Regions from separate parts of the Homo sapiens genome. Here region 2 is linked to region 1. A link is a loop called in an ENCODE intact Hi-C map of the cell type or tissue named here. Cell type or tissue: chondrocyte. All regions are shown on one strand. Region 1 has its middle 58 kb from the start of NEUROG3. Region 2 overlaps COL13A1 (collagen type XIII alpha 1 chain).

The links. A loop is a pair of places that touch in the nucleus more often than their neighbours do. Peaks named below come from ENCODE experiments on the same cell type or tissue, not always from the same donor. Only the 100,000 strongest peaks of a DNase experiment are listed, where the experiment ranks them.
Region 2: it touches region 1 in a loop (4-fold over the local background); 15 of 110 quality-filtered maps call a loop at or near these places.

What each region holds. Positions count from the first base shown.
Region 1 is chr10:69,514,594-69,517,093 of GRCh38, reverse strand. It overlaps a transcript of TSPAN15 not described here. Among named protein-coding and RNA genes, the nearest start is that of NEUROG3, 58 kb to the left of the region's middle. RefSeq lists a silencer at 1,306-1,355. In chondrocyte, CTCF peaks have their summits at 1,044 and 1,282 (motif pointing left); no DNase peak of the experiment used is centred here.
Region 2 is chr10:69,913,669-69,916,168 of GRCh38, reverse strand. The region is part of intron 17 of COL13A1 (collagen type XIII alpha 1 chain); the gene reads right to left. Among named protein-coding and RNA genes, the nearest start is that of LINC02636, 94 kb to the left of the region's middle. RefSeq lists a silencer at 1,260-1,349 and an enhancer at 1,410-1,459. In chondrocyte, CTCF peaks have their summits at 1,114 and 1,325 (motif pointing right); no DNase peak of the experiment used is centred here.

The DNA.
Region 1 (2,500 bases):
AAAGCCTTAGATGCCCCTTCTGGAGAGGAGAAGGCAGAGGTCAGAGAGGGACAAAGGTTTGGCCACAGCCTATAAGGAGTCCAACATGCTGAGCCTGGCCCTCTGGGGCTCACACATGGGATCCAGTGAGCCCACTGAGTCCTGGGGGCCCAGACAGTGCAGGGGCCACAGCTCCAGGCCATTTCCATTCCCTGGGTTGGCACCTGCTTAGTGAGCACCCCTTATGTCCCAGGCACCACAACCTCATCTCTCAGGAGACAGCAGAGCAGAAAGCAGATCACCATCCCACCCCTCAGTGGGGGAGACTGACCATACAAAAACGAATCAGTGAAATGGATACCCTCAGTGATTGCAGTTTATTATCATGACCTGTTACTATATAGCCTGTTCAGTGCAAGGGCAAGTGCTGGGGGAGGGGTGGGTGCTGAGCCCTCGCAGGGGCTAAGAACTTTCCATGCATGATCCCATGTCCTCCTCACAGAGACCCGGCCAAGTGGGGATCATCCTCTTGCTTTTGCAGATGAAGAACCTGCCCTCCAGAGCCCTAGTACTCCCACTTCTCATTCTGGCATCTAAGTCATGGCCACCCTCCCCAGCCTCAGTCCAGGCCCCTCTGCAGCTGTCTAAAGACCGAGGCCTCCCTCTGGTGGCCACATGATGCCCAGGTGGAGGCACTGCTGGGGCACTTCACCTCAGATCCTATTGGTGGGGGAAGGAGGCAGCACTGGCCCTGATCCTATTCAGCTACTCAGATGCAGGCAGAGTGGTTCAAATCCTGGTTCTTCCATTTATTCCACTAACTGTATGACTTGAATAAGTCAGCTGATCTCTAAGCCCCTATGTCCTTACCTGCCAAATGCAAATCATAAAGGCCCTGCCTTTTTGCTGTGATGACTAAATGGGATGAAGAATGAAATGTGCTAAGCAAATGCCTGGTACATAGTGACCGAATGAGAGTCGATAACAGTAACCTTGGTTGCTACTCCTATCGTTAGTATCCGGCCTCAGTTTCCCAGCCTATGAAATGGGAATGGGAAAGTCTCATCTATCCGAACTTCACAAAATGATCACTCTTTTAGTCAATAATTATTTATTGAGCACCTACTACAATCAGGACCTATAGTATTTTAGGCTCCCTCACCTTGTGGTCTGCTCTTTTGGGGTAGGGGGCGGAAAGCAGACTCCTGCTGCCACCCAGGCAGGTGCCCAGGCTCTAGGGAGTGGAGAGGGTGGAGTTGCTGAGTGCTGGCTGCCAAGTAGTGGGTCAGCCGCGCCACCTAGCGACCACATGTCCCCATGTCAGCTCTGCTCATTTTCTTGCTGGGAACGTTTGTGCCTTCTGCCTGGGCTTTAGGACTGCAAATCAGGCTCCCTCCAAGGGGTCACGAGCTGTGGAAAGCCAGGACCTTGTGCCAGAGCTTGTGGCCCCATAATATTTCCAGGTGCTTCTCAGGCCCCAGGAAGGTGGCAGCCAAGGCAAGAGCTTGGAAGGAGTCAGGATCTGAGGTTGCTGGCAGGGCCTCTTGGACTGCAACTTACTAAGCTAGTCTGGCCTTTATCTTTCCTCTCCTGCAAAATGGGTGATCATAAAAGAAGTCCCTCCACACACCGAATTGAAATGAGCCTCAGAGGAGATGGGAAGGTGGGGGAGGACGTGAAAGTGGTGGGAGCTGGATCTTCCTGTGAGAGGACAGATGGAACCGTGTGAGCTACGAATGAACTGAGTCAGCCCTGGCGACCTGCTGACTAGAGCAGGGACCCAGGACTGAGGCTAGAGTGGTGGATAGGACCTCAAATTCCAGGCTGGATGAGGTCAACAAGGGATTGTGGATAGAAAAGACAGATGAGGCCCTCAAATGCTAAGAGGTTGGGAAAGCAAAATCAACAACTGAGACTCATAAGAGGGGGCCTCAGAAGTAAGAGAAAAACTAGGCAAGGTTGGTCTCTTGGAGGAAAAACAAGAAGGCATTTCAAGGAGGAGAGAATGATCAACTGGCCACATGTGGCAGACAAGCCAAGAAGCTGAGAAATGCCACAGGGACATAGGACCTAGCAATGCAGGGGTCACTGGTGATGTTGATGAGAGCAATTTGGGGCAAGTGGGACAAGAGTCTAATTAGGGAGGTCCAAGAATGATGGGAGAAGAGGAACCAGAAACAGAGAGGACAGACACTTTCAAAGCAGTTGCTATGAAGGGAAAGAGAGACAGGGCAGGGGCCGGAGAGGAGAAATCATCAGGAGGGCCTTGCTTGTCTGTATCCTTGTTTAAGATGGGAATACTAAGAGATTATTTATATGCTCATGAGAATGGTCCAGCTGGCTCTTTGAGAAGATCTTTAAAATCTATAAACCCCTAGCCAGGCTAATTAGGGAAAAGAGAAAAAAAGACAAATTGTCAATATCCAGGAATAAGAGAGATGAAATCACTACAGATTCTAGAATAATAAGGGAGTGTTATGAACAACTTTATGTCAATAAGTTTGACAGCTTAGATGAAATT
Region 2 (2,500 bases), 400 kb before region 1:
TCTCAGCTGTCCACACTCTCCCTTTCCTGCCATCTTACAGGAGGTCCTCGTCCATCCTTCTCCTTACCAAGGCTAGAGGACTTCCACCCTCTTCCTCCGTGATGGGTCTTCCATGCAAGTGTCCAGTTAAGCTTCTTAACACACAGGCTGGATAGCGAGACCCCTGCCTTAAAACATCCTTGGCCTGCTGTTGACAGTAGGAAAAGGACCAGGTTCCTGAGCATGACGTTCTGACCCCTGCTTCCTTCCTAGCCTCATCACCTGATATCATGTCATGATATCACTAGTTTCTGTGTCCTGCTAGTTTCTGTGTCCCTGAAAACACTACCCATTTCCACGGTCTGTCTTTCTTCCATTTCAACTTAAAACCCTATTCATCATTTGGAGTCTTGGTTGATAGAGCACCCAGTTCTTGTCTGGTGCCCTGGGCTGAGCTGCCCTCGCACACTGACTCCTGCACCCCTATGGACCACAGACCTGAGGGCCTCTGAGTAGAGAGGGGCTCTGCCCTGTTTTCAGCCTGCAGAGGCTGTTTGATGGGAGTGGGGCCCTTTTATCTCTTCTATGAAGCTTTTTGCTATCCCCTATAACTCAGCGCTGCATCCTCAATGCGACAGGGACCACTTAGCGTTTGTAATCGGCACACACAAATTTATGTCTGCCTGAGATGGCTTCACTTTTATCCTCTTTGGGCCAAGTCTCTAAATTCTACAGAAGGCCTAGAATCTTTAGTTCCCAATGCCAGAGCCCTCTCTCAGCATGACCCCACCAGTGACCCCTGAACCATAGGTGGGATGGCAGAGCTAAATTCAGGAAGTTACCATGGCTGAAAATCTAGAGCCCAAGGCTTGCTCTAGACACTAACTTCCTTCTTGTGGGACTGAGAGAGAAGGGCACAGCCACTTACTGCAGCTGCCATGTGTCTGCACTGGACTGAAAAGCTTTACAACCTTCCTCTCTTCCATCTCCAACAATCCCTTCCAATGTGGGAGTGGACGTTATTCTTGCTTCACAAGTAAGCTAACTGCGGCTCACAGAGGACAGGTATGATTGCCAAGGTCATGCAGCCTAGGGCTTTGGATAGTCTGTTGTCTGTTATGCCAAGGTACTTATTTCTCTTGGCCAACCCAAGTATCAGATGGACTGATGTTCCGTCTGCTTCCACCAAACAGCCTTTGCAGGCTGAAAGCGGAGCAGAGCCCCTCTTTGCTTGGTGGGGGTCCTTAGGTCTGTGGCCCATCATAGGGGTGCAGGGGTCAGAGTGTGGGGGCCGCTCAGCGCAGGATGCCCAGAAAAGCTCACTGCCTGTGTGCACAGCCGCTCTGTGGCCAGCAGAGGGCGTGACAGTACCTCATCTGAAGTCTGGCTACTCCCGCCACAGCGGTCTCCAAGCCCTCTCAGTAGTACCAGCTGAGGGCTCCTGTCATTCTTTCCTTTGGAGGGTCCCCTGCTAGCATTCTGAATGACCAGACCAGTTTGACTCAGTACAGAGGCCCCCACAGTCCTCTGGTGTGGGTGCAGGTGGGAGGTCAGCTTGGGAGTCCTTGACTATTCAGAGGCCCCCGTCATCCCTCTCTTCTACTTTCTCTGTCTTTTCTCTTGCTTTCCCTCAATGCCTCTGCCCTCTTCTTCCCACCTCCATTTCGAGGAGCTGGGCTGGCAGTGCAGGTGACCACAGATAAGCCACTTTCTCCCACTGGTCCAGGGTTCTTGGTTGCAAAGTGCGGTTAGATCAGATACCTCCCATCCACTGGTGCTCCTGTCTCTTCCCACCCACCCCAGCCCTTTCTCTGCTCCCCTGCACAGCCCTTTGGAAGGAGAGAGGCCAAAGCTGGGGAGGTGCCATTTGGCTTGGTTGGCAGCTCCAGAAAAAGGCTCTGTGGGGTGGGGAGGGACTCTTAGCTTTGGTTAAAAATGCAGCTCTAGGAGGGGTCTCAGTGGGTCCCTGCTCTCCCTTCCTCCTGCCCAGAGGGGTGCTCCTGCAGGGAGGAGGTGGTGTCTGCTTCAAGCTTGTCTCTGGGCTTCTGTCTCCAATCCTGGAAGAAACTGTGCAGAGCAAAACCCCGGAGCGTGAGAGTCTCCAGGCTAATTGGGGTTGTCCTCAGCCCCTGTTGATGTGAGTGTGTAAAGACACAATCAGGTACTCAGGGGAAATCAGAGCCCCAGGAGCCTCCTCGGGAGGCAGCCCTCCTTGTTAGGGTGGCTGACCTTCGCCCCTTCCCTCCTCTCTGGGTCAATTCTCTTAATTTCGCAAGTGACCCGGGCTTCCTTGATCCCCATGGCAGGGCCTCCCTCCCTCCCACCCCCTTGCTTGGCAGGAAGCAGGGGCGCCCCCACTGGCCTCCCCCAGCTGACCTCGCTCTGCCGCTCACTCCACTCTCATTAGGCTCACTCCCTGGGGCTTGTCTCCAGGGACCTGCCCCTGCCTGACCTCTGAACTGGGGAATGGCTTCTCCTAAAGCCAAAAACATTGGTTCCTGGATGATGGGGAGGTGAGAGT